Linked DNA regions of Homo sapiens: all the other regions are linked to region 1. The links are chromatin contacts, found by Hi-C or POLR2A ChIA-PET in ENCODE. All regions are on one chromosome and are shown on one strand. The core of a region is the stretch at or near the end of the contact, and the rest is flanking DNA. Distances in the headings are between cores, read along the strand shown. Region 1 holds the start of MACO1 (macoilin 1). Region 2 holds the start of RCAN3AS (RCAN3 antisense RNA). Region 3 holds the start of CEP85 (centrosomal protein 85). Region 4 has its middle 18 kb from the start of CLIC4. Region 5 holds the start of CLIC4 (chloride intracellular channel 4). Region 6 holds the start of PDIK1L (PDLIM1 interacting kinase 1 like). Region 7 overlaps EXTL1 (exostosin like glycosyltransferase 1).

What was found. A loop is a pair of places that touch in the nucleus more often than their neighbours do. ChIA-PET counts read pairs that join two places held with the same protein, here RNA polymerase II (POLR2A). Pooled maps may share reads with other maps.
Region 2: a map of naive thymus-derived CD4-positive, alpha-beta T cell shows a loop between it and region 1 (8-fold over the local background). The contact joins the promoter of RCAN3AS here to the promoter of MACO1 in region 1. A Hi-C loop is called at or near these places in 1 of 168 maps with a recorded cell type or tissue (naive thymus-derived CD4-positive, alpha-beta T cell) and 7 of 50 pooled maps. POLR2A ChIA-PET finds 5 or more read pairs at or near these places in 2 of 52 experiments (activated CD4-positive, alpha-beta T cell and naive thymus-derived CD8-positive, alpha-beta T cell).
Region 3: a loop to region 1 is called in a pooled map, with 9 times the contacts of the local background. The contact joins the promoter of CEP85 here to the promoter of MACO1 in region 1. A Hi-C loop is called at or near these places in 3 of 37 single-sample maps with no recorded cell type and 10 of 50 pooled maps. POLR2A ChIA-PET finds 5 or more read pairs at or near these places in 1 of 52 experiments (naive thymus-derived CD4-positive, alpha-beta T cell).
Region 4: a pooled map shows a loop between it and region 1 (4-fold over the local background). The contact joins the enhancer-like site here to the promoter of MACO1 in region 1. A Hi-C loop is called at or near these places in 2 of 50 pooled maps. POLR2A ChIA-PET finds 5 or more read pairs at or near these places in 3 of 52 experiments (CD4-positive, alpha-beta memory T cell and activated CD4-positive, alpha-beta T cell).
Region 5: a map of OCI-LY7 shows a loop between it and region 1 (4-fold over the local background). The contact joins the promoter of CLIC4 here to the promoter of MACO1 in region 1. A Hi-C loop is called at or near these places in 3 of 168 maps with a recorded cell type or tissue (CD4-positive, alpha-beta memory T cell, OCI-LY7 and naive thymus-derived CD4-positive, alpha-beta T cell), 13 of 37 single-sample maps with no recorded cell type and 11 of 50 pooled maps.
Region 6: a loop to region 1 is called in a map of CD8-positive, alpha-beta T cell, with 28 times the contacts of the local background. The contact joins the promoter of PDIK1L here to the promoter of MACO1 in region 1. A Hi-C loop is called at or near these places in 1 of 168 maps with a recorded cell type or tissue (CD8-positive, alpha-beta T cell), 4 of 37 single-sample maps with no recorded cell type and 15 of 50 pooled maps. POLR2A ChIA-PET finds 5 or more read pairs at or near these places in 3 of 52 experiments (H1, activated CD4-positive, alpha-beta T cell and activated CD8-positive, alpha-beta T cell).
Region 7: a pooled map shows a loop between it and region 1 (14-fold over the local background). The contact joins the enhancer-like site here to the promoter of MACO1 in region 1. A Hi-C loop is called at or near these places in 8 of 50 pooled maps. POLR2A ChIA-PET finds 5 or more read pairs at or near these places in 3 of 52 experiments (H1, HepG2 and RWPE1).

The regions. Positions count from the first base shown.
Region 1 is chr1:25,428,769-25,432,515 of GRCh38, reverse strand. MACO1 (macoilin 1) reads right to left here and starts at 1,619. Exons shown (of 11, transcript NM_018202.6): 1 at 1,338-1,619. The coding sequence starts at 1,417. It also overlaps a transcript of RHCE not described here. RefSeq lists silencers at 1,104-1,763, 2,154-2,593.
Region 2 is chr1:24,500,406-24,504,152 of GRCh38, reverse strand. It overlaps RCAN3AS (RCAN3 antisense RNA), which reads left to right and starts at 1,771. Exons shown (of 2, transcript NR_144360.1): 1 at 1,771-1,805. RCAN3 (RCAN family member 3) reads right to left here and starts at 1,317. Exons shown (of 5, transcript NM_013441.4): 1 at 1,003-1,317. RefSeq lists silencers at 975-1,474, 1,756-1,928 and an enhancer at 2,532-2,631.
Region 3 is chr1:26,232,079-26,235,825 of GRCh38, reverse strand. It overlaps CEP85 (centrosomal protein 85), which reads right to left and starts at 1,626. Exons shown (of 14, transcript NM_001319944.2): 1 at 1,516-1,626. RefSeq lists enhancers at 758-807, 898-957, 1,278-1,427.
Region 4 is chr1:24,725,975-24,729,721 of GRCh38, reverse strand. No RefSeq gene overlaps it. Among named protein-coding and RNA genes, the nearest start is that of CLIC4, 18 kb to the left of the region's middle. Within about 2 kb of position 2,066, at least 24 of the 41 ENCODE cell types and tissues checked have a DNase peak (open chromatin) inside an H3K27ac peak, as active enhancers do.
Region 5 is chr1:24,743,698-24,747,444 of GRCh38, reverse strand. It overlaps CLIC4 (chloride intracellular channel 4), which reads right to left and starts at 1,998. Exons shown (of 6, transcript NM_013943.3): 1 at 1,820-1,998. The coding sequence starts at 1,891. RefSeq lists silencers at 1,427-1,586, 1,687-2,396 and enhancers at 1,478-2,083, 2,084-2,689.
Region 6 is chr1:26,109,362-26,113,108 of GRCh38, reverse strand. PDIK1L (PDLIM1 interacting kinase 1 like) reads right to left here and starts at 1,285. Exons shown (of 3, transcript NM_152835.5): 1 at 1,194-1,285. RefSeq lists enhancers at 522-631, 1,012-1,241 and silencers at 1,292-1,931, 1,992-2,271.
Region 7 is chr1:26,033,483-26,037,229 of GRCh38, reverse strand. EXTL1 (exostosin like glycosyltransferase 1) reads right to left here. Exons shown (of 11, transcript NM_004455.3): 9 at 3,374-3,534; 10 at 2,226-2,394; 11 at 766-2,065. The coding sequence ends at 1,883. Among named protein-coding and RNA genes, the nearest start is that of SLC30A2, 11 kb to the left of the region's middle. RefSeq lists enhancers at 917-1,016, 1,297-1,436, 1,447-1,536, 1,547-1,616, 2,115-2,845 and silencers at 1,649-1,812, 1,757-2,056. Within about 2 kb of position 1,734, at least 29 of the 41 ENCODE cell types and tissues checked have a DNase peak (open chromatin) inside an H3K27ac peak, as active enhancers do.

The DNA of each region.
Region 1 (3,747 bases), core at 370-2,869:
TCTGTTTTACTCACTGCTCTATCTTCACTGATTAGAAATGTTCCTGGCACATAGTATATATAACTGATGAATGAATGAATTACTCCTATGCTCTATGGCTCATTTTATAAGAATATACCCAAGAAATTTTTACTTTGATTCCTTAATGCTTTTAAACTTGAAGAAAATCCCCAGTGTTTACATCAGTCAGCTGCTTGTGGAAAGCAATCATTCCACATCTGTAAACAAGAGCATGTGCAAGGTGTACAGTTATGTTAAGACAACTTGGGTGTCATCAGCTACCTCACATATTTCTTGAAATCCCACAGCTAGAGAAGCTAATTGTAAAACACCATGAGGACTCAATTAAGCCTACATCCACATGCTGAGAATTCTTCTTTGTAAACTAATTACTTCTCCACCGAAATCTGTATCAAGGCAAATACCATTTACAAGTAACATTCTGAGAAGAACCAGAAAATAACAGTCGTACACAAATCGACTTGGGGAAGCTATGATAGTAAGTTGCCCCATGAACCTGTTGTCTTTCTCTACCGGTGGACTGAATTCAATTTCTATTTAAAGGGACACTGCTTTTCTTGCGGATGAAAAAAAAAAAAAAGAGTTTGGAGAAAATCCCTTTTTAAAAACGTTCAAAGCAAGCTATCTGCTTGGAATTGTCAAAACAATATTTGCTGAAAAACTGGTCATCAGACCCTTCCGAATCTGGAGCAGGGCCACAGGGCATGATTTGGGGGTATCAGCTTCAGCCCTGGGTGCCAAGTTTGAGATCCCATATGGGAAGCAGAAGGTGAAAGAAGTGACAGCATGGCCCCAGGCCAGTATGCTGGCAGCTTGGGGGAACGAGGGGCCACAGTGGGCTCTCAACTTTGTCAGCCTCCCCCACCCCCCCGCGCTGTGGTCCACGCGCCTCCTGGCTCCGGCCGGCAAGCCCCCAGGCCACCGGGGGGCTCGGGGGCCAGCGGCGGCCAGTCAGAGGTCCCGGAAGCGGCCCTCCCGGCCCAGCGGCATGGCCGGGATGCTGAGGAACGCCGGGCTGGTTGGGGGCTCTCCGCCCCTCCCCCCGGCGGGCCCGGCGCTTCCAACGGCGGCGCGGCGGCTCCCTCAGCCAGCGCCCGCCGCGCCCTGCCCGCCCGGCCGGGCCGACCCTCGCCACGCCCCGCGCACCCGGGGCGGACCCCGGCGGGCGGGCCAGCGGCTCCGGGGCCAGCGCTCCTTAGGAGAGCCCCCGGCGCGGGCGTGCGGCCTACTCGGGGTTACATAACGGGGCCAGGCCCCTCGGAGCTGGAGGGGGACCGCAGGGCCCGCGCCCGCGGAGTGGGGGTGCAGCCGCTCACCTGCCGTAAATGCCCTCGGTGATCCGGTTCCGCTTTAGGGGGCGGCGGAGCTTACTGCAGTCGGCGTTCCGCCGCTTCATCCTCCCGCTGGGGGGCCGGGTGCCCGCGCCGCCGCCGCCGTCTCTCACCTCAGCTGCCGCCGCCGCTGGCCCGCCCCGCGTCGGGCCTGGACTCTACCCCTGAGGCCGGTCACACAGACATGGAGCCAGCACCCGGGGGGAGGGGGTAGCACGGGGAGGGGGGGCTCGGAGCCTCCTCCGCCTTCGGAAACAAAGAAATGACAATTCCGGGGCCCGCCCGCCCAGCACCAGCCAGCCGCCTGCCCCGCCTCCTCGGCTCCGACGGACGGCCCGGGAGGCCAATAGAAGCCACCGGTAAACCGCTGTCGGCCAATCCCAGGGCCCGCTGAGGCAAAACTGACTCTAGAACCCGCCCCTTTGAAGGACGGAAGAATGCGCCAATCATTATAGTGTCTGGGTCCCCGGCTGAGCCTATCAGAAAAGATTTAAATAGAGGCTTATAAATAGGCCCTATAAATATAACATCCTATATTACGCCTTGTTGCGAAGGTATGCTTTATTATTATTGGGTTGCGTTTCATTGTATTGTAATCCCTACTAGAGCATACCGTACGGCATGGCATTGTAGGCTCTCGTCTAGCAATGTATGAAATCGGAAGGCCCGGGTTTGCGGCATGTGCGGTGTCTGCGCTGACGTGCGCTTCAGCCAGTCGCGTCATTATGTAAGGGAGCATCCCAGGAACAGCGCCGGGGACCCTTCTGCGGATGCTGGAGAGCTCGGCCAGGCCGACCGCGTCAGCGCGCACCGGGGGTACGAATGACAAAGCAAACCCCACACGCACACAGACACACACCCTGCCAGCTTCCCGCGACGTGGTGACAGCGCGCCGGCCAATCGGAGGTGGCGGCCCCGCCCCGGGTTACGCCACGGGGCGGAGCCGTGGGGGCGCGCGACGTAGCGCAGAGATGCCCGGGGCGTGTGCGGCGGTGCGGCCCGGGCTCCACGTCCACAGGCTGGGCAGCGCTGTGGGCCCCGCGGGCGCCGAGTCCGCAGGACCCGCGAGGGCACTACCGCGAAGCATCGGCCTCCGGGCCGGGCCGGGCCGGACCGGGAGCCTGCTCGGCGGGTCCGGGCTCCTGCAAGGCGGGGACGCGGGGCCGGCGACCCTTCACGCTTCGTACTCATTGAGCGCCGATTTTATGCCAGGCACCGTGCTGGGTAATTTGCGTGTATTTGCTCATTTACTCCTTATAACTCCCCTGCCACGTACGTATGGCAAAGTAACACTTAGAAAAGTCCGCATGGTGTTTTTTTTTAAGAGAAATAAAAAGAATGTTTATCATTAGAGAAAACTGGGGAAAATGTAGGAAAGTGGCCGAAAAGGAAAAAACACCAATGAGTCTCATCACATTAACACAAATACAGTTGACATTTTATTGTATTTGCTTGTTTTCCAATTTTCCCCTATGGATGATAATGTTACTATTGCTATTAAATAGAATAGTGGTCATACTAGAATAGTAGTCATACTAGAATAGTAGTCATACTGTTTTTAACATAAGCATTTTTACATGTTTTAATGCAGCTTTTATAAATATTTCTGAAAATATTGCAGAATGTCCTATCCAGTAGCTTTATCAGTGTAATCCCTCAACGACAATGGGGCAGTTAGTCTTCCAGTGCATTTTTAAAACTTCCCAGGAAGGGCTGGGCGCGGTGGCTCACGCCTGTAATCCCAGCACTTTGGGAGGCCGAGGCGGGTAGATCACGAGGTCAGGAGATCGGAGACCATCCTGGATAACATGGTGAAACCCCATCTCTACTAAAAATACAAAAAATTAGCTGGGCATGGTGGCGGGCACCTGTAGTCCCAGCTACTCGAGAGGCTGAGGCAGGAGAGCGAGACTTTGTCTCAAAAAAAAAAAAAAAAAAAAAACTTCCCAGGAAGTAGATGCCATTTTGTTTTGTCCTGGGTTTCACAGAACTCTCTCTGGCCTGTAATCACCCCTCCCTTAATCAACATCTACCCCAGGGAGAAACTTTACACCAAATGCGTTGTCCTCAATCATGACTCTGTGTTACTTTCTTCTGCTCACAAACCTTCAAAGATCTCCCAGTGCCTGGAAGAGAAAACCCATTCTGTTTCGAAGGGCATCCAGAGCTGGTCACAGTGGGGACCCACCCTCCTTTTCCAGGCTACGCCAGGCAAGCAAACCGTTTTTCTCACTATCCTTAAATCCACTGCAACCGATCTTTCCCCCTTCCTGCCTCTGCCCCAACACAGTATCTCTGTCAGTGCCGCTTCTGGTGTGTGGTTTCTTAGGCAAGGCTTATCCATCCACTTAGGCAAAAAGCTTCTTGGAGATCAAATCTATACCCTGCAGAGATA
Region 2 (3,747 bases), core at 522-3,021, 930 kb after region 1:
AGTAAAATGTAAAGCTGATGACCTGGCTAAAGAAGAGACTCAGTTTTCAAGCTTTTCACAGTCTTCCTGGATGGAAAGCCCATTTCTAGATCAATTTAAATCCCCACCAAAAAGAACACATTTGTGTGATGCATATCTGGCTCCTGAATTATGTGTTTACAGAGTTTAAGATATTGAACCAAAGCCAATGAAATAGTCTTAAAACAAATTACTTTACATCGTATGTAATCACAGCTACAGATAAATCAATTGCTTCTTTTGCCAAATAGTACATCAGAGACTTCTATGAAAAGTTCAAATAAATGTGGTGTACTTGGTGGCTTCCAACAAGTGGAAGCGAATATTTTTGGCTTTCAGCACTACAGGAAAACATCACTTTAAATAATCCTTGTTTGTATCTGAAACACGGATCTGGATTGCTTCCTACACTAGAATCCTAATCTCTAAAGGAGATGATCAGATTTTGCACGGAAGCTAGAAGAATCAACCTGGAACAGATCACTCCTGCCCTACCTGTCCAGGCGGCGGACAGAAGCAGACAGACAAGTTTCAAGAAGTTAGGGAGTCACTAATGCGATGGTGATCCACGCACCGTGGGGGAAGCGGGGCAAGGGAGAAAGACAGGGGGCTTCCACCTTCCAGGCGCCCCTACACCGCTCCTGCCTTCACAGGCAGGCTGGGCCTGTCGGCTTTTCAAAAGGTCAAACACACTTGGTGGGAGAAAATCGTTGGTGGAGAAGACAAAACATTTTTGTTTTGTTTTCCGGGACACCACCCTCGAGGCTGCCAGACTAGACCCCGCGCGCGAGAAGGGTGCGGCGGGAGGCGAGGTCGCGGGAGGCGAGGTCGCGCGCGGTAGCATCTCCCGGTCCCGCGGCTCGGAGTGCCCACCCCTCCCGGACTTCTCGGGGCGGCTTTTTTTTTTTTTTTTTTTTTTTTAACTTTTCATGCACCACCCCCCCCACCCGCCCCGCCCCGCCCCGCCCCGCGCTGGGTGCAAACCTGCTGGAGAGGCCGGGCGCCGTGGGGCCTCACCTGCACGCCCCGCCGCCGCAGGACGGGAGCCGGGAGGGCAGCGGACGGGCCCGGGCTGCCCGACGGGGCTGCGGGGAGCCGGACGGCGCGAGCTGCGGGGCCTCTGGGAGCCTGGTGGGCGGCGGGCGGGGCCGAAGGCAGAGCCGGGAGCCGCCTGCAGCAGCAGCCTCGCCGCCACGCCCTCGACGCCGGCGAGAGCGGCCCCCTGGGCTGGGACTAGGGCGGTGTCCCGGCTGAGCTAGGCTGCCGGCGCCGCGCGCCCGCCTCGTCCCCTCCTGTTCTGGCAGGGCGCGCGCACGGCGGCGCAGGCGCCAGAGCCCAGGACAAGGCGGGGACCCGGGCGGGGACCGGGGCGGGGGCGCGCGGGGGCCGGGGTGGGGGTGTCTCGCCGCGCGCGCCCTCCTCCCGCTCCTCCGGGTTCCTGGTCCCCAGCCTGTGGGGGGCTTGGGCTGTAGCGCTGGGGCGGGGGCTTTAGATCACCCCGAAAACAGGACCTCTGGCGACCTTCTCGTTTTCCACCGGGAGCGGAGAGAGCCGATCTCCTTTTCCTGCTAGCCCCGTAGGACAGTCCCCGGAGCAGCTCATAGGAATATGACGAACGTTTACTCAGGGCTGGTTACTATGTACACTGCGCCCCGCGCGCGGCGAGTTTACCTCGGTTCACCTCCCGGCAACCGGCGGCCCGGATATTATCAGATGCTGTGGGCTTCCCGGCGCCTCATTGCCCGAGGAGAGGCGGCCGCAGGTAGCTGAGCTGGAGCTAGCACAAGGTGTGGGACGGCACAGGCTGGGTCCCGCCCTGGCGGGTACAACCCTCTTCCCCTTACCCACTCCTTCCCCTCCCCTCCCATCCCCTCCCCTCCTCTCCTCCCCACTCGTGCTCTTCTCCCTCCTCCCGCTCTCCCTCCTCCTCTTACTCCTCTTCACCCTATGCCCTATCTACCGTTGTCATACAATCCACATGTTTAATGCTTTCTTTTTCGTGTAAAAACCCTTCCACGCAGTCTTGCTTGTCTCCGACGCCTTAGGAGACCATGGGACATGATTACAACTATTACGCAAAGGGAAGAGCCGGGGTCTAAGCTGTTGAGCGAGTTTCAGTGATAGGACCGAGGCTTACATTGGCAGGTATTATTACCACCAATAACAACTATGATGACAAAGCTCCTGAGCCCAACTTGGAAGGCAGCTGGTGTCTCTTCCCTTAGCCGGCAGAGAAGGAAGCAGGGTCACACAGCAGGGAAAATAACTGGGCTCATCTCCCACCTACAAGGACGCGCAGTCACGCAGTGGTGCGCACCCGTAGTCCCAGCTAACTCAGGAGGCAGAGGTGGGAGGATCGGTTGAGGCCAGGAGTCTGAGACCAGCCTGGACAGCATAGCAAGACTCCGTCTCAAAAAAAAAAAAAAAAAGGAATGTGCAGTTAGAAGAAAATCAGCTCTCATTACCCACTCAAGACCTTTCAGAGGCAAAGTGAGGCACAGTGAAGCTTAACATCAAAGGCACTCAGCGCCTGCATCATGGGGCAGGAAGATGGACTAAAATGTGTACAGCACATCTAATCCCTGTTAGATGTAAACTAAGAAATCAGGGTTGGATTATGACCCCAAGGGCTCCCCAGCAGTTGAGCCCAGCATAGTCACCGAGGTATGTCCAGCAGATCGCCCCTCCTACTTCCTGCTTGCTGCTTCTGTGGTTCCTGCTGCCTCCAACCGTGCTGCTCCTGCTCCCCATCTTGTCTTAAACTAAGTTCTTCACTTTCATTCGTTTAACTAATATTGATGGCAAGCTGCTTCTTTTGTCAAGGTCACTCTAAGGACTATAGTAATTATTTTTTCTCTAAATTCCTCTAACACAGCAACTTTTGCAAAAATTGAGGGTTGTTTTTTTTTTTTTTTTTGGTGTTTTTTTGTTTGTTTTGAGATGGGTCTGCTCTGTTGCCTAGGTTGGAGTGCAGTGGCACAATCATAGCCTCAACCATCCAGGCTCAAGTGATCCTCCCATCTCAGCCTCCTGAGTAGTTGGGACTACAGGCACATGCCACCATGCCTGGCTAATTTTTCTACTTTTTGTAGAGACAAGGTTTCACAATGTTGCCCAGGCTGGTCTCAAACTCCTGAACTCAAGCAATCCTCCTGCCTTGGCTTCCCAGAGTGCTGGGATTATAGGCGTGAGCCATTGCACCTGGCCAAAAAATTGAGTTTTCACATCAAATGAGATTGGAAACAGCTGCATTCCATAGCCCTGCCTGGAGATGTCTGATGCACGTTCACACAAAAAAAATGGCCCTGAGAGATCCTAAGTCAAACAACCAGATTAGCTTAATTTAGTTTCCCTGAGGTATTAGGCCCTGTGTGGGTGTTGGGCTTGCAAGGGTAAGGTCCATAGAGATCTGCCACCTGAGGAGCTCACAGATGGGGGAGACAGTGATTGTGATACAGTTGTATTTGTGCACTGAGACATTTGCAAAGTGCTGACAAAGCAGAGGAAGAAGTGAGCAATCCTACATGATGGTTCAGGGAACGGGGTTCGCATTTTCCAGTATTATTCAAGATTCTCTTTTTTTCATGGAATACATCAATCAGACTGGGTTAAGCAGCAAATGGAATGCATTGACTCACATAATAGAAAAGTTTGGGGCTTCAGGCATGGCCGGATTCAGGGGCTTAAACTACGACATTAGGATTAAGTTTTTTCTCTCCATTTTTTTTT
Region 3 (3,747 bases), core at 377-2,876, 800 kb before region 1:
CCGAGGCGGGCGGATCACCTGAGGTCGGGAGTTTGAGACCAGCCTGACCAACATGGAGAAACGCCGTCTCTACTAAAAATACAAAATTATCCGTGCATGGTGGCGCATGCCTGTAATCCCAGCTACTCGGGAGGCTGAGGCAGGAGAATCGCTTGAACCTGGGAGGCGGAGGTTGCGGTGAGCCGACATCGCGCCACGGCACTCCAGCCTGGGCAACAAGAGCAAAACTCCGTCTCACAAAAAAAAAAAAAAAAAAAAGAATTACAATCTAAGTGTGGAACATCATGCTTGGCAGCTGTTAAGAGAACCACATCAAGACAAGAGAGGATTTGAAGGGATACACAGACAGCTGACACAGACACACGAAGGATCTCACACCATTACACTATTTTCACCGCCTTGATCATTCATTAAACCTTGTGAAAGAGAAGCCAAATCCTTGACAAGAAGTTGCCTTTACAAAGAAAAGTCGTGAGACATACAAAACCACCAGATCACTATAAAGCAGACAAGGTTTGAGGGCAAATAAATGAGGCCTGGCTAGCTTCATCGTCCTTGTATCACCACCGCCCCCTACTTATCCCAGTGTTCAATTCATCAACCGAAATTTACTGCGTGCCTACTATGCGCCTGGCTCTGAGCCACGTGTTGGGAATGTACTGGTGTAAAGGATCGCTCTCATTAACTGAGGTGAAGTAAGCGTTGAATATACTGTTGAACAAATAAACCTGAACACACTAACTTTCAGTTCAACCAAAGCACCAGCTCCTTCTCGCTGAAGGAAGCTTCCTCACCTTCCGCCCTACTGACATTTTGGGGGATTTTTCTTTGTTGTTGGGGGCGTCCTACACACAGTAGGCTGTGTAACAGCATCCCTGGCTTCTTCGCACTAGATGCCAGTAGCAAGCCCTGGAGCTGTGACTATCAAAAGTGTTTCCAGACATCGACCAATGTCCCCAGGGAAGCAAAATCGCCCCGGCCGAGAAGTACCGGGGTAAGGCCCCGCCAAGTGCTTTCCGTCCCACAACCTTAATTCTCTACACAGCCTTCCAATCTCGGCTCAAACTTCTCCTCCTCGGGGAGGGCTCCCTGACCTCTCCGACTAGATCCGCGCCTTCTGTTTTGCGCTCTTTGTAAGATTTCTCCACTCTACCCTCACTGCGCGCCGAGGGATTACCCCGCTTAACGTCGACTCCCAGGGCTGTGCGCTCCGCAAGGGCAAGGAATGCGCCGCTCGCTGTGTCCCTGGCTATCGGCACAGGGCCTGGCACGCAGGTAAAGTGACTGCCGTGGGGTGAACCACGGACGGCAAAGCAAGGCAACGGGGGAAGCGAGGGGAATGGGACGCGAGAGGGCGTATGCCGGGGCACTGGCTTCGGAGCCGAGGCGCATGCGCTTCGCTCTCCCCGGCCCCTCACGGTGGCAGGTCGCGAGCGTCTGAGGCTTCGCCGGAGCTATGGGAGGAGAGGCAAGGTCGGCCACTAGGACTGAGGCTCCCGAAGGAGGAAAACTTACACGGGCCTGAAAGCGGGCGGCGAAATCCCTCACTCGGGAAGACTGACTGCAGCCACCACGTCTGCGGTGAGCGGTGGTTCCCTCCCTCAGCTCCTCTAACGGCCGTTGCACGCCCGCCAGGCCGCGCGCCACAGAACGCGCGTCGTTTGGCCCCACCCCGTTCTGCCGCCTCTGGCCAATCGGGAGTCGAGCCGCGCCGGCTTCCCGCCCCTTTCTATCCTCTTCTGACCAATCGGCAGCCGAGCCGCGTCGGTATCCCGCCCCCACACGCTACCCTCTGCTCAGAGAGCCGGACGGATCTTTCTGCGCATGACCACGTCGCCACTTGGCTCCTTCTCTGCCCCTTGCCGCGTTTTACCTGTAGGTGGAGCTCTGCTCACCTAGACCTGGAGGGGCCCTGCTGGGCCTGTGCAGGTTGGGAAGCTGGCGGCCCGCGGGCGGGGCTGGGGACACGAGAATCCCACTCAGCTTGCCTCACCCTCCTTCCATTCCAACGCCGGTCTATCAGTTCTCACACCTGAAGCAGGGGTTCAGGTTGTGACCAGGAGTTAGGGTGTGGCCTGGGTCACTGACTAGTCAGGGTCAAGGCTTGGTCTGGGTTGGACGCAGTGGTCAGCCTGTGACCAAGGTTCAGGTTGAAGGGTAAAGGATCAGTCCTGCCTCCCTCCCCAAACTTGGTCCACAGGAAAAGGAACTGTTAAGTCCATTTGCATTAATATGCGCTTGAAGAGTCAGACAGGAAAATTGTTTGAAAGGAGAACAGAACCATCAGCCAAAGGAATGAATCTCAGATAGTGAAATTCTGGGTATCTAGAAACCTGACTTGGCAGGGAGAGATACTAAAAAATTGTATAGGAGGCCGGGCGCGGTGGCTCATGCCTGTAATCCCAGCACTTTGGGAGACAGAGGAGGGCGGATCACGAGGTCAGGAGATCGAGACCATCCTGGCCAATATGGTGAAACCCCGTCTCTACTAAAAATACAAAAATTAGCTGGGTGTGGTGGCGCATACCTGTAATCCCAGCTACTCGGGAGGCTGAGGCAGCAGAATCGCCTGAACCAGGGAGCCGGAGGTTGCAGTGAGCCGAGATCGTGCCCCTGCACTCCAAAAAAAAGTTGTATGGAAAAAAAAAGTTGTATAATTTCTTAGCTTTAAGAGCCAGACAAAGTGAGTTCATTACTGAATAAAAGTCACTCTAGAGGAAAGACCCTAGGGATGTGCCCCAAGGTTGTATCCTTTGTCCTCTCTTTTAGTATTTTAAGATAAGAATATAGAAGACATAAAATAGCAGATTTAATGGATAATGAAAATGAACCTGGGTATGATATGAAATTAGGACCAGAAGCCTCTGTTAACGTAAAGGCTAAAAAAAAAAATGTTAAGACAGGGTGTCTAAATGAATAAATTTATGGACTGAAGGGTAGAAAGCTAGAAAGTGTTAGTCCTGGCCGGGCACGGTGGCTCACGCCTGTAATCCCAGCACTTTGGGAGGCCCAGGCAGGTGGATCACTTGAGGTCGGGAGTTTGAGACCAGCCTGTGGCCAACATGATAAAACCCTACTAAAAATACAAAATTAGCCAGGTGTGGTGGTGGGCACCTGTAATCCCAGCTACTGGGGAAGCTGGGGCAAGAGAATCACTTGAACTCAGGAGGAGAGGTTGCAGTGAGCCAAGATCACTGCACTCCAGCCTGGGCAACAGAGCGAGGTTCTGAAAGAAAGAAGGAAAGAAGGAAAGACGGAAGGAAAGAAGGAAAGAAAGAAAAAGAAAGAAAGAAAGAGAAAGAAGAGTCAGAAAACATTGAAAGGCTTCCATTTCTTTTGTGAAAGGCATATGTGAGGAGGGAGGGAACAGGGGCATCTAGAGGACTGAGAAGAATTAGGAAGATGTGAATTGCTGATACAGAGGATAGAAGAGAAATCCGACTGGAAACATAGTGGAAGTGTTGAGATTTAAATTTACAAATAGCAAACAGTACATTTGTACAGTTCTTTGTAATAGATATCTATAGTTTAAAAGTAATTCCATTATCTACTGTCAATTTTCTTTTTTGTTTTGTTTTGAGACAGAGTCTTGCTCTGTCACCCAGGCTGGAGTGCAGTGGCACGATCTCAGCTCACTGCAACCTCTGCCTCCCAGGTTCAAGCAATTCTCCTGTCTCAGCCTCCTGAGTAGCTGGGACTATAGGCACCCACCACTACACCCGGCTAATTTTTGTATTTTTAGTAGAG
Region 4 (3,747 bases), core at 817-3,316, 700 kb after region 1:
ACGCACCTCAGCCTCCCAAAGCGTTGGGATTACAGGTGTGAGCCACTGCGCCTGGCCAAGGGAAGGAGTCTTTTCTTCCCCTGAGCCTGCCCTTATCCTTTAACTGGTGGATCCGCCCCACAGTATAGGGACCAGTGTCCCTGGATTCACTCAGTAAGGCTCCTGAGAGGGCTGAGTATGTCCAAGCCCCACGAACCCATCTCTTGTTAGCATCAATGGCTTCTCATAGCACAGTGCTGATAGATCAGGCTAAGGGAGGCTCCGTCCCAGTCCCCACAGCACGGGAGGATGGCAAGGATGAAGAATGTAAGAGGGGGACCAAAGCATCAATTCCTGCTGATAAGAAATAAGCACTACAAGAATCAGCAGGAACAGTACATTTACAGGACCTAAAAGTGTCCACACAGATTGCTCATAGCTTGCATGAAGGAAAATTGTAACTTATGCAGAACTAGACCACCCCTTAGCCAGGTGATCAAAATTAACAGCACCCTTTCCAGGCAAACAGACCTCAGGTGCTTCCCGAAGTCACGCCCTGCAAAGCACACTATATCACTTTCGTAATGTTCCAGCTGAGAATGCAAAGCTGAATGTGTTCATGAGGAGACGTCAGATTCACCTGAGTTGAAGAACATTCTGTAAGAAAGATAACTTGCCAGGCACGGTGGCTCACGCCTGTAATCCCAACACTCTGGGAGGCCGAGGCGGGCAGATCACCTGACGTAGGGCGTTCAAGACCAGCCTGACCAATATGGAGAAACCCCATCTCTACTAAAAATACAAAATTAGCTGGGTGTGGTGGCGCATGCCTGCAATCCCAGCTACTCAGGAGGCTGAGGCAGGAGAATCGCTTGAACCGGGGAGGTGGAGATTGCGGTGAGCCAAGATCACGCCATTGCATTCCAGCCTGGGCAACAAGAGCGAAACTCCATCTCAAAAAAACAAAATAAATAAATAAATAAAAATAAAAAGGGTTGGGTGCGGTGGCTCACGCCTGTAATCCTAGCATGTTAGGAGGCTGAGGTGGGCGGATTACCTGAGTTCAGGAGTTTAAGACCAGCCCTGGCAACACGGTGAAACCCTGTCTCTACTAAAACACAAAAAATTAGCCGGGCGTGGCAGCATGTACCTGTATTCCCAGCTACTCGGGATGCTGAGACAGGAGAATTGCTTGAACCCAGGAGGCAGAGGTTGCAGTGAGCCGAGATCAGGCCACTGCACTCCACACTCCAGCCTGGGCGACAGAGCGAGACTCTGTATCTTAAAAAAAAAAAAATTATATGTATGTGTATATCCACATCTATGTCTATCAGTTTATCTCCATATATACATATAGATATGTATCCACATTTATTTTCTCTCTATATAGATGTAGATATGGATTCATATCTACTCTGTAGAAAGAGAAAATAAATGTGGCAAAATGCAAAACAATTGATGAATCTGGGTAAACGGTATTTAAGAGTTCTTTACATTATTTTTGCAAGTTTCCTGTTAGTTTGAAATTACTTCAAATTAAAATAAATGGGGGCCAGGCAAGAGGATCACCTGAGCCCAGGAGTTGGAGACCAGCCTGGCAACATGGTGAAACTCTGGCTCTACTAAAAGTACAAAAAATTAGCCGGGCATGGTGGCTTATACCTGTAGTGCCAGCTACTCGGGAGGCTGAGGTGGGAGGATTGCTATAGTCCAGGAGGTCGAGGCTGCAGTGAACCGTGATTGTGCCACTGCATTCCAGTCTGGGCAACAGAGTGAGACCCTGTCTCAAAAATTTAAATAAGTTAATTAATTACATTAAATAAACATCAAAGAGGTTCAAAGAGAGGGAAAAGCTGGATCCCCAAGTGATATTTAGGGGAATTTCCCCACTCCTGTTGGACTTAAGTGAGGTGCCAGAACTCATCCTATTACTTCTCTTTTTAAGGACTTTGTGGTGAATTAGTTGGTTTCTCTTTTGCTAACAGCCAGGAAGACACTCCAGCTGTCTTAGATCATCGTCCCCGAGGCCAACCCACAGTGTCTGGTCCTTGGGGCTGGGCCTCCTGGGCCGGCCAGCTGGGAAATAAGACAGCACTGCTCACATACTGCATCTTTCCAAAGTGAAACTGGCAAGGGAGTCTGAGCCGCTGGGGCCCACTTTTGAAAGTGGAGGGGAGAGTGCTGTTATGCTTTCTAAAAAGCTACACGTATAGGGTGTCATGGCTCACACCTGTATTCCCAGCACTTTGAGGGGCTAACACAGGTGGATCGCCTGAGGTCAGGAGTTCAAGGCCAACTTGGCAAAACCCCGTCTCTACTAAAAATATAAAAATTAGTTGGGCGTGGTGGTGCATGCCTTATAATCCCAGCTACTTGGGAGGCTGAGGCAGGACAATCACTTGAATCTGGGGGGACGGAGGTTACAGTGGGTCCAGATCGCGCCACTGCACTCCAGCCTCGGCGACAAGAGCAAAACTCCATCGAAAGAAAGAAAGAGACAGAGAGAGAGAGAGAGGAAGGAAAGAAGGAAGGAAGGAAGGTGACCTCACTGAGTGCGGTGGCTCACGCCTATAATTCCAGCACTTTGGGAGGCTGAGGTGAGAGGATTGCTTGAGTCCAGGGATTCAAGACCAGCTTGGGCAACATGGTCAGACCCTGTCTCTTCAAATAAATAAATAAAAAGTTTTTTTAATTAGTTGGGCTTGGTGGCACACACCTGTTTCAAAAAAAAAAAAAGTGTGGCCTCTCTTCTTGGTGCGGAAGTGCAGGGAGGAACGAGTGAAGAGCAGCTGCCTGCCTCACCTGGCCTGGGGTCCTGCAGGTTGAATGGGAGAGGAGAGCTTATTCATGTGGACACTTTGGAGGGAGGGAGTGCAAACCAGGACGGGCAGAGGGCATCTTTGAAGTTTTGTTCCCTGAGCTTGGAGGTGCTCATTTCTGTGGAAACAGCCACTTGGCTGGCAGCACACCGGGGCAAGTCAGCCTTGGCTCCTTCCAGGTGGAGCCAGGGTCTCTCCGAAAGGGGAATCTCTTAAAAGAGCCAGAACAGTGAATGGAAGGGGTGGGAGCCACAGATGGATTCCAAGGATAGCAAGAGGGGACTCTGCGGATTTCAGGAGACAGTCTGTTTTGTTTTTTTGTTCTTTTGATACGGAGTTTCACTCTTGTTGCCCAGGCTGGAGTGCAATGGTGCGATCTCGGCTCACCGCAACCTCTGCCTCCCGGGTTCAAGTGATTCTCCTGCCTCAGCCTCCCTAGTAGCTGGGATTACAGGCACCCGCCACCTGTAATAGCCCAGCTATTTTTTTTTTAGACGAAGTCTGACTCTGTCACCAGGCTGGAGTGCAGTGGCGTGATCTCAGCTCACGGCAACCTCCGCCTCCCAGGTTCAAGCAATTCTCCTGTCTTAGCCTCCCGAGTAGCTGGGACTACAGGCACGCACCACCACGCCCAGCTAATTTTTGTATTTTTAGTAGAGACGGGGTTTCACCATGTTTACCAGGATGGTCTCGATCTCTTGACCTCTTGATCCACCCACCTTGGCCTCCCAAAGTGCTGGGATTACAGGCGTGAGCCACCGCATCTGGCCAATTTTTTGTATTTTTAGTACGGACGAGGTTTCACTGTGTTGGCCACGCTAGTCTTGAACTCCTGACCTCAGGCGATCCACCCATCTCAGCCTCCCAAAGTGCTGGAGTCTGCTGTTGTTGTTGTTGTTGTTGTTGTCGTCGTTGTTTGAGACAGAGTCTCACTCTGTCACCCAGGCCA
Region 5 (3,747 bases), core at 749-3,248, 690 kb after region 1:
CTCCTGCCTCAGCCTCCCGAGTAGCTGGGACTACAGGCACGCGCCACCACGCCCAGCTAATTTTTGTATTTTTAGTAGAGATGGGGTTTCACCATGTTGGCCAGGATGGTCTCGATCTCCTGACCTCGTGATCTGCCCACCTCAGCCTCCCAAAGTGCTGGGATTACAGGCGTGAGCCACCGCGCCCGGCCTCCTTCCTTTCTTGTATTTCAGGTTCCTTCCTACATTCTACGCATCTCAAAGTACTATATCTGCCACTCAAAGTAACCGAAACGCTTTGATATTTTGGGGGTTCTATACCTGTCTGCTGTTTCAGTTCCCTGGACCAAAAAAAAAAAAAAAAAAAAAATCGAAAATTGACAATTGAAAGAAAATCCTAAGGCAAACACTGTTCCAGTCATTACTGAAGACTGCAGAGGTAAATGCAGATTATTTCTTCTCTCCATCTCTTTTGTTTGAGACAGGGTCTTGCTCTGTCGCCCAGGCTGGAATGCAGTGGTGCGACGTGGCTCACTGCAGCCTCGACCTCCCGGGCTCAAGCAGTTCTCCCACCGCAGCCTCCAGAGTAGTACAGGCGCGTAACATCGCTCCCAGCTAATTTTTGAATTTTTTTGTAGAGACAGGGTTTCGCCATCTTGTTCAGGCTGGACTCAAGTAATCCTCCCACCTCGGCCTCCGAAAGTGCTGCGATTACAGGCATGAGCCACCGCGCCCAGCCCTTCTCTATCTCTTAAACACATCCTGAAATGTCCTTTCTTTAAAGTAAAAACTCGGGGAAAAAAAAGAACCCAATAGTTCTAGATGACCATTTACTTTCCGGTATGTTGCCTAGCTCTGAATGAGCCTGGCTTTTTAAGTGGCTGGAAGAAGCTCAAAGTGTTTTTTTTAAGTTTTGAGGGAAGGAGCTGGATCCAGATGTTTATAACTTCGACTCTCTCCTTTGCTAAAATAAAAAGTATTAAAGAGAAAAGCAAAGGAAGAGGGGTAGTATGTGTAAGCAAATAAATTCCACACATGAAAGCTGAAGACACAAGGGAAAACCAACCCTTTAAAGCCCAAGCAAGTTAAGAATTCTCTCCCTCAATTTCTTTCAAAACAAAAGGGCACACACAATCCTTCCCGAAGCAGCAACGCCGGGGGGAGAAGCCAAAATGTTGCATCATACAGAACACTCCGCGCTTGAGAAACGAGAAAGCCAGTAAATGCCCAAGACAGAAAAACACAAGTTGGGAATCTCGGTCTTTTCCGAAGGTCCAAGAGCACCTGCTCTTTGGTAAATTTGTTTAAGATTGCATCGAAAATTAAAGTTTCCGTTTCAGACCAGTGGGGAGCAAATGCTTTTTCAAAAACGCGTTCAAAGAAGTTCGTTTGAAAGCTCATCGGGCGGCGGGCCGCAGTTCGGGCTCCGGGCGGCGGACCGGAGCGCTGGGGAGCGGGTGGGGCCGGGCCCCGGCGCCCGGGCGGGGGGTGGTGACAGGACCCGCGCGCGCCCGGCGCTGGGGCCCCGGGGCAGGCAAGTCCCGCCCGTGGGCTCTTCCCGACCCACCCGGGCGCGGGACGCTGGTCTGGCGTCCGCCGATGCCTACGCGCTGGAGACGGTGGCCGCCGCCCGGGTCCCCAACCCGGACCCCTCGACGGGCCCTCGGAGGCGGGAAGGCGCGGGCGGCCCCCAGACAATGGGCCGGGGGCGCGGGTGCCCGCAGCGGGACGGGTGCTGGCGCCGAGCGGGGGCGCCTCAGGAGAGCCCCGGGACGCCGCTCCCCGCAGCCGGGAGGGAGCCGGGGGATCTGCCGGGCGGGACCGCGAGGCGAGCGCTCACCTTGACGAAGAGCTCGATGAGGGGCTCTTTGTCCTCCTCCTTCAGCCCATTCAGCGGCATCGACAACGCCATGGCCGGCTCGGCTGCGCTCCGCGAACGGCGAGGGCTGCTGCTGCTGCTGCTGCTTCTGCTCCGGGACTGCTCCGGCTGCCGGTTCCCGCCGTGCTGCTCGCTGGACTGTCCGGCGTCGAGCTGGCCACGGCTTCAGCTCCTCAGCACCGCCCCACGCCCCCCGCGCCACTCTGAGCCAGCCGCAGCCCGAGCCGCTTCAAACGGCTGGGAGGGGCGCCGGGGGCGGGGCCTCGGGCTGTAGGCAGGGCCAAGGCGCGGCGCCTCGGGACTCTCCGGGGAAAATAAGGCGGCAGGAGCACGGGGGCGTGGCCTCGAGCGGGGAAGGCGGAGGGACCGCTCCGGAGCCGAAGAAAGGACCTCTGCGGCGCCCCACAGCTGGTAGGGGGCGTGGCCTTGGTGGGCGGTACAAAGCTCAGGCTCTGGCGGGCGGGACCCGGGTACGCCTCTCTAGGGGACTGGTGCGGGGGGGAAAGGAGGGGAGGAATTCCCCAGGGGCCCGAGCCTGACACTGCCTCCCGCCGCAGCGCCTGCGCGTCCTCCGCAGCTGCTGCTGTTGCTGTGCCAGGTGACCTCATGCCTCGGCCGCCCTGGGGAAGCTAGGAGGCGCCTCCTACCCACTCCCCCGCTGCAGCACCCCAGGACTCATCGCCCTTTCCCGCAGCGGCTACCTCCCCAAGTCCCTCTATTACGCGGAGTTGCCTTTTCCAAGACAACTTACTGGAAAGTTTTCATCGCCTGGGGAACACCTTTTTCTTCTGCCTCTGACTTCGTTTTTCCCTTTGACGCTCCTGATCGTTTCGATCTTGGCAGCCAGCATATTCACAAATATATATATATATATATATATTTTTTTTTTTTTTTTTTTTGAGACGGAGTCTGGCTCTATCGCCTAGGCTGGAGTGCAGTGGCGCGATCTCGGCTCACTGCAAACTCTGCCCCGGGTTCACGCCATTCTCCTGCCTCAGCCTCCCAAGTAGCTGGGACTACAGGCACCCGCCACCGCGCCCGGCTAATTTTTGTATTTTTAGTAGAGACGGGGTTTCACCGTGTTAGTCAGGATGGTCTCGATCTCCTGACCTCGTGATCCGCCCGCCTCGGCCTCCCAAAGTGCTGGGATTACAGGCGTGAGCCACCGCGCCGGGCGCATATTCACAAATATTTATGAAACCTTACTGTGTTTCAGGCTCTGAGCTAGCCCTTGGAGAGTAACAACTCCCAAAGCTCAAGATCTTGAACTGCAATCTCAGTGCCTGCAGGCCACTAAGGACTTCCAAGTCGTTGTCCATCTTGTTCCCCACTGCCCACACCCATTTCTTCCCCCCGGCTCACCTGTCAAATTTGAGTGTGCATCAGAATCACCTAGGTGCTACACGCAGCCCCGCTTTTTGTGTTTCCCAGATCCTCTGGGAAAAAGAGAAATCCACATCTTAGCAAGCACCAGGACAATTCTGAAGTAGGTGGTCCGCAAACCAGTTAAACTGCCCTGGGATTTAAGCCCCCGAGGGCAAGAGCTGTGCTTGCCTTGAGATTGTAGGCACCTGGTCCTAGTTTGCTGCTGTTGAGTGCCTGGGGCAAGTTTCACCTCCTCTGGAAACAATTACTTGTGCCCTTTTCTGACTTTCCATAATACTTGACTCACAGCTACTCCTCCCAACTTCCCAGGTTGGGATAAATAGTGAGTTCCAGGAGGCCCAGACATGGGAGGTTTGTCTCCATATCCTCGGTGCCTAGCACATACCAGAATGTTTGAACAAATTGTACGTAGGCATGAAAATACAGTGAAACTTGCAATTTCTTCCTCTGCCAGCCCAAAGTAAGTTGCTCAAATTTTCTCACAGAGGCTCTGTGAAAGAGCC
Region 6 (3,747 bases), core at 36-2,535, 680 kb before region 1:
TTCCTTTTTCCTAGTCATAAGACAGCTGGAGTAAACAATATCTATTTAGTTCTAGGTCATTTTTGCCAACAAAGATCCTGCATATCAAGGGGCTCTCTGACAGAGTTCTTGGGAATTCAACTTACTGAACGGTTTAAAGGCGAGGGCAAAGGCCCTGCACAGAAATGCTCATGTGTTGAATGGAGAAAGTCTAAAGTGGGCTTCCTCAGCGCCCAAAGAATTTCTAGATTATAACCAACTTCATGAACGAATTCTCATTTGTAGATTGTGACCACGGGCTAGAAAAGTAACCTGAGATTGTACAATATTTATTCTGTACAGCTGGGGAAGCAAAAGGCTACTGACCCTAGAGCCTGAGAAGTTGGGATCCACTGCTTTAAGTCTACAGGATAGATTTAATAAAAAGAAATGACTTCTGAGATTGTGTTCAGTCCCACTTCCTCTAACTGGACACCCACCCTTCAAATCGCTACTGAATTTCCTAGTGTCTAATTTCCTGCCACAGAATCCTCTGCGCCGGCTGCACAGCAGACGAGCTTTCCTGCTCTACGGGGATCGCCAATCACATCCACTCAAGGTGGTTCGTGTCTCTGAAGCAGTGCCATGTCCTCTCCAGCCTGGTACAGTCCCCATGGGGAAGAGCACCTTCCTGAATAGGGAGGAGAGAGGTGTTTATGAAACCCGTGGGATCCCGGATCCAATGATGCATCCGATGCGAACCTAAGTGACTTTCGACCGAAAGTGGCGGGCCCTCGCTCCCGCTGCTCTAACCAGGCGCTGGGACGCGAGCCGGCCAGGCCAGACACCTGCCGGCGCCCGGGAAGGGCCAGTCGCGGCCAGAGGTGTTGCCCGACGCGGCGGCTCAGGCCGCGCTCATTGGCCAAGTGTCAGGCCCTCCCCCTCCTCGGCCGTGCTCAGATGAAGCCCGGAGGGGAGCCTCCTGAGCCCCTTCGCTCTGAGGAGCCAGCCCTGCAGTTGCCTCAACTCCTCGGGGCTGGGGGCTGAGGGCCGGGGGGAGGTGGCCCCGGTATGAGAGGAGGCCGCGACTGGGGTCGGTGGCCTGAGGAGCGCAGGGCCTTCCCCAGGATGACTCCGCTGACACGTCTGTGACAAGCCTCCCAGGGAGGGAGGCACATGCAGGGCCATCGGCTCTGCAGCAAGACCTCTCCGCCACGCCGAAAGGCCAGATTTACCTCAGGGTAGACGCTGCCGCTTCTCCCTCTCATGGGCTCTGCAGGCCGCCATTATCGGGCAGCTCGCGCCTCCGCTGCCGCCGCCTCCAGTCAGCAGCCGGCGCGCGCCCCCGTGGTGCGCGCGGACACACCCCCTTACGCCGACGGCCCCGCCCCCCTCCGGCTTTCCGTAGCGCGAGCCGGGACGTTCCGCGCCACCGACGAGGCGCGCGGCCGGCGCTCCGCTCGCCTCCTCCCTCTCTCGAGGATTTGCAGAGCCGGGAGTCGTCGGAGGTGTGCGCGCTCCGGAGCGCACCACTGGTGCTGCTCCCCGCAGGGGTGGCCGGGCTCGGGAACCGCGAGGCCACGCCACGCCGGGGCTCGGCCACCCTCCAGCCGCAGCGGGCGCTCAGGGCCCGCGGCCCCGGGGACCGTCTGCAGCGGCAGGTCCGGGCCTGGGGCTGCGCGCGCCCGGCCGCGGCCTCCCCTCCCTCTACCCGCCCCCTTCCGACCTACCGAGCTGCGGGCTGGGGTGCGGGGCTCGCTGGGGTGGAACGCCCGGTGCATCTTCCGCGCGGGTCTCGGGTGCCTGCGGGGCGCGGTGCTCTTTGGCGGGCCTGCGGGGAGGTGCGGCCCGACCAAGGAGGCCTGGCGTCCGCCCCGCCGGGAGGGAGACTGCAGCTTTTCTCCGAGTCACTGAGCCATGTTTGCGGGCGGTGCAGTTGCGGAGACGGCGGCGGCGGCGGCGGCGCGGGGCTGGGTGCGATCATCTGGGAGGATGCCGTCCCCTGCCCCGCCGGCGCGGTGGTATCTCCCTTAAAGAGGCCGGCGCCTCATTGTTCCCCGGCTGCGGCCGCAGGGAGCCAGGGCCACCTCCTCGGCGTGGGGAGTGAGGGCGCGGAGGCGCCTGCACCTGGCTGCGGTGCCCACGGCGCCCCCCCGCGAGGCTCCTGGTGGAGGGTTGGTCTGCAGTCGGCGCAGGGGAGAGGCCTTGGTCCGAGCCAGGATCCACCGCGCTCCTGCCGCTCTCGGGGCTGGACAGTCAATGGGGTCCCCGCCGCTGCTGCAGTCGCTCGGCTGCCACACGCTGTTAGTCAGATCCCGCACGCTGTTGGCCCCACAGCCAGCCCGGGGTCACTTAGGACCGCATTCCTCAGTCATCCAGTTGTTAGATCAGTAAGCATCCGCCAGAAAAGTCCATTCCTTCTTACTCGATTTATTCTGCACCCATTACTTCTCAGCAGGGTGATGATTCCTCCTCCCAGCGCTCGCTCTGTAAGGCACGATGTACAAAAAATCCCTGTCGCTGTGCTCAAAGATCAACTCATTTTATTTTCTGTCCTTTATGCCCCTTCTCCCGAGAGTCTGGCACTGGGTTAGGTCTTTATATAAATGATCTTGCTTAATCCTAACCAAACCCCACAAGAGTAGGTTTTATTATCCTGTTTTTACAGGTGAGGAAACACCTCTGCCTCTTCTCACTGAAGTGTCTGTTTTGGGATGTGTCTACCTTGAATACCCATTCCTGGTGTAACACACCCTCCCCTTAAAAAAAAAAAACAACAACGGTTCTGTAATCTGTTCAGATTTTTGTCCTGAGTGCCATCCAAGTGTCAAGTCTTCAGCTGTTTGCTGGAAACACTGGTGTCAGCCAAGACTTATTTCCCGCCCTCAAAAGTAGAGGGAAAATATAGAAGGCTCTGCGTAGACAGCTAACTACCTGTGTGGGTTATTGATCCCAATCAGGGGAGGGACCTCTCTCTCGATCAAAGTAGCGTTTTCATTTTGTCTCAGTCATTAAATATCATAGGAACCCTTGCTCTTAAGTCAGCTGCAGATGAGATTTGAAATCCACTCTCGCCCCCAGTTTAGGCTCACTGTTAAGTCTGTGAGGGGGGTTTAGATCTTGTGGGACCTGAAACTTAAATAATTTGGGGTGTCCTCCTGAGGAAAAATGTTATAAAATGGCCCTGTGAACACATATCTGGAACACTGGAAAGGGTCCCTATAAGTAAAGGACTCTGAAGCTTAAGATTCATTAGTTTCAGGGTAAATCTGCCTCCTGCTTATTATGTCATTTTTTTTAGCCTTTAGGCCTCCTGGAGGACTGAGAATTCCTAGGGGCAGGAACCTTGTCTGTGATTCATCTCTGCAGCCTCCTCAATCTGATATGGTATCAAAATACACCTAAGGCTAGCATTCTCATACATAGCTGGTGGGAAGACAAAGTGATATAACAGTTAACAAGGAAATTTGGCAATATATAGCAATATTATTTGATCCAGTAACCCTAGATCAAATACTAGATTTCGAGGAATCTATCCTAGTAATATACTGGCAAACACACACACACAAAACAACAAACCTGTATGTACAGGGCTGTTCATTATGGCATTAATGAATAGCAAAAGATTGGAAACTGCTCACATGTCTAATGATAAAGAACTGGTTGAATAAATTATAGTACATACACAGGATAAAGTACTATGCAGCCATGAAAAGCTATGTGGAAGAGGCCTGGCATGGTGGCTCACACCTGTAATCCTAGCACTTTGGGAGGCCGAGGTGGGCAGAT
Region 7 (3,747 bases), core at 485-2,984, 600 kb before region 1:
AAAGGAGACCATCACTGCTGTCCTGCATTCTTACAGATGAAAAAACAGGCTCAGAGGTTGAATCGTTTTCCTGAAGTCAGACAGCCAGTGCAGGCAGGTCTGGGATTTCTGCCTCATTTCGGTAGACCTTCCTCTACAGCAGGGTCTGGGGGCCTGTCGGTCTGCGCTGCCTGTTGGTACAATACAAACCCCTGGGACCAGCAGTGCCCGGCCCATGGGTGAGGACATGCCAAGGCAGTTCAGTGTCCTGGGTGTCACAGCTGTGATTGGAAAGGTGCCTCTTTCACCTGGCTGGGCCTGGCATCCAGCGCCCTCCCCACCCTGGGAAGGCTGCCTGGGCCCCAGCTGTATGCTTTCCCACCCACCCTCAGTTCTTGACTCCGGGCCGGACTGCCTCTCCCCCACCTCTTTAATTTCCAGTCCGCCCTGTACCTCAAGCATCTCACAGCACCACGCCTCCCAAGGGTAACCCACTCTGCCACTCAGCTGTGACTGGCTCTAGGGAGGACCTGAGTCATCCAGGGGCCCGCCGAGGTCAAGCTGGGGGGTGGGGGTGGAAGGCCTTGGAGAGGCCTAAGGGGACAGTATGTTCCTGCCAGTGAGACAGTCACGGGAGTTTCCAGAGCTGCCAGGCCATCAAAGCAGGAAAACACCTGACACCCTGGACCTGGGCTGGACCCACCACCCTCACCCTCTGGAGTCGCACGCGCTCCCAGGCGAGCCCTGAGCCCTGAGCCCCTCCCTCGAGCAGCTGCTGTAAGGGTATTTATAGCCTGGAGCGTGAGGGGGCAAGGACACGCGCTTTATTTCGGAAGTGATAATTCCAGCTCCAGGTGGGTGAACCCCGGAGGACCTAGTGTCCCCCCCCAACTCCATTCTCACCTATACCGCTCGGGACAGTCCCTGCTCGCGCCCAGCCCACCTAGAAACAGTCCCTTCTTGCTGAGTTCCAAGTGTGCAGGCGAAAGAGATGGGGCTGTTCTTCAGATTTCTCTTCCCAGCTTTCAGCCCCCGAGCTGCCCACAGCGCTCACCCTCCACATCCCGGCCGCCCTCTGGACATGCGGGTGAAGAGTGCGGCGCGACGCTGACCTCTAGTGGTCGGCCTTGGTAGTGCAGGGCAGACGGCCGAGGCTGAGCCGCGGGCCGTGCGGGGACAGGCCACTTGTTCCCATCCCGCTTTCCTCGCCCCACTCCTCGTTTACCCGCACCCCTCTGCTCCTTGGTTGAGGCTCAAGGATTGAGCCTGACAACCCAGGCGTCTTTGGGTAGTTGCCTTCCCGGGACTAGGAACCCTAGGAATGGGTGGCGGGGTGGGGCGGGGACAGTTCTGTCTCTCCGCTCACCCTGTCCCGCCGCCGCCCTCATAGGGCCAGGCACGCAGTTAATGTCTGCCATCCATCTATTCGTCAAATATTTGCGGCACACCTGCCTAGCCAGAGAGAAAAGGACACGACACGACCCGCCCCCCGGGGCTCGCAAGCCAGTCCTGGGGCCTGACCGTGCGGGAACCGCGGCAAACACTGGACTGCGAAAGCGCAAAGGAGACCGAACCCATTGGGGGCGGAGGGGGAGGAGGGCCAGGCAAGTCCCTGGAGGAGACAATGCTCTGAAAGACGAGCAGAAGTTAGCTGGGTGGAGAAGCGGAGAGCGGCGCTCCGGTCGCGGGGCTCAGCCTCCGCAGAGGCTCCGCGGCTGAGGGCGAGCAGGAGAAGGTAAGGCCACGCCCCCCTGTTGTGATTGGCCAACCGGGGTCCGACGTGTGGGCCCGCTGGCTGACATGATAGGTTCTCCGGTGTCCCAAGAGCGGAGCCCGCCGGCAGGCGCCGGGCCCCCTGGGAGCTGGGCTGCGACCTCTGCTGGGGTCTCCGCGGGTCGCCCCCCTAGGGCTTCTCCAGGCTGCGGTACTTCTTGCGCTGCACGGACACCGGGTCCTTAAACAGCACCGGGTCCAGACGCAGACGAGAGGACAGCAAGGGCATGTGGCCGAACGCTGCCGCTATCTGGTTGATGCAGTCGGGGGCTGGGGCAGGCGGCTTTGGCCTGGGCCCCGGGCCCCCAGGCGCCTAAGAGGGAAAGAAGCAATGCATTAACGGGCTTCTCTGCCCTTCCGAACTCCCCACGCCCGTGCAGCAAGAAAGACTGGAATTAGACAGTGAGAGGGAATCCTCTCCGGCATCCCCGCCCAATCCCTGCCAGTTCCGACCAATCCCCCTCAGCCCTCACCAGTGGAGCAGCCTCCTGGCGCTGCTTGCCATAGGGCACCTTGATAGGGGGCAGCTTGGTGACTGCTGCTACTATGAAATTCATCAGGACGTCCACACAGGTGGGTGCCTCATCTGCCAGGGTCCTCAGAGCCTTGGGCAGGGAGTGGGTGAAGAGAGTGTGGTAATACCTGGGCAAGAGGAAAAGACAGGGAGAGGCTGCAGCCAAATCCATCCCCAGGCCCCATTCTCCTCCCTCCTGACCTCACCTCTCCCTTTGACCCCCATCCCCAAGCCTCTGAGCCCTGGCTGCCTCAGAGAGCTCCCATCCCTGGCGTGAACAGCTCTCCATTGTGCTGTGCCCCGTGGCTTATCTGCAGTTAGTGGTGTGTTCCCTGCCCTCTCCCTCACAGCTCCTTGGGCCCCCCATCCTTGGGCTCTGAGCGCTGAACTCAGAGCCAGAATTAGATGGGTTTGGATCAGCTGGTTTCAAAGCCATCAAACATGGAAGCCCAAAGAACAGTTGTGGATGAACCAGGCTGATACCGCTCCGGGTGAGCTCACTTCACACGGCCCTCAGACAGGCCAGCCTCATCTCGCAGACATTAGGTAATTCTTCACTCTACTGAGAATTCCCTGCAGAGCTCCTGAGTAATCTATAAGAGGTTCCACGTTATGCATATTTGATTTAAACATGTTTAAGGAACCCCTCTAAAGAGGTCTTACAGAATTCAGTCTCTGCCCTAAGACCGGAGCACTTCAGGCAGCTTCTGGAAGGTCTGGGATGTTCCCCAACTCATAACATCCACATTCATAAAGCATCAGGACTATTTTCTTGTCACCCCACCACCAGCAAACCCACACACTGCCCTTACTCACTGCATGGCTCTACTTCAAATAACAATAGCTACCATTTGTGGAACCTCTGTGCCAGGGACTTCATTTAATGTTCACACCAGCCCTGGGAGGTGAATCCATCCCATTTTACAGATGAGAAAACAAACTCTAGAGAAGTGAGGAGATTTGCCCAGGATCCCACAGCTGGGAAGTGGCAGATCTCGGCCTTGAACCTGGATCCCTGGGGTCTAGGCCACTCTGCTCCGTTCGGGGTGGGGGTGGGGTCTCTGGTCCTCTGATACTCTGATCCCTGTGCAGGGTAGGGGTCTGTACCTATGGTAGAAGGCGGCTGTGGTGAGAACCATGGAGAATTCGTTGGTCCTCTCAGCAGTGTAGCCCCAGCCACCATGGGCCTCGTCCCAGAAATGGCTCGACGTCAGGAAGCCCACCATCCGCTCTGGGAAGCTCTGCCACACCAGAAAGGCAAAGTCCACCTGGGGAGGGACTCAAGTGAGCTGTGAGGAAGGACCTCCTAAATGCCTAGAACATCCAGGGAAATGGAGGCAGGGGCAGCCTGGCTGAGGGGCCCGGGCAGGACTCAGGGGAGAGGGCGCGGGAGCCAAGACTTGGAATTGGCTGGAAGTGTGGCATGAAAGCTTCCAGGGGCCACAAAAACAATTTCTCAAAAGAGTCCATGGAAAGCCTCA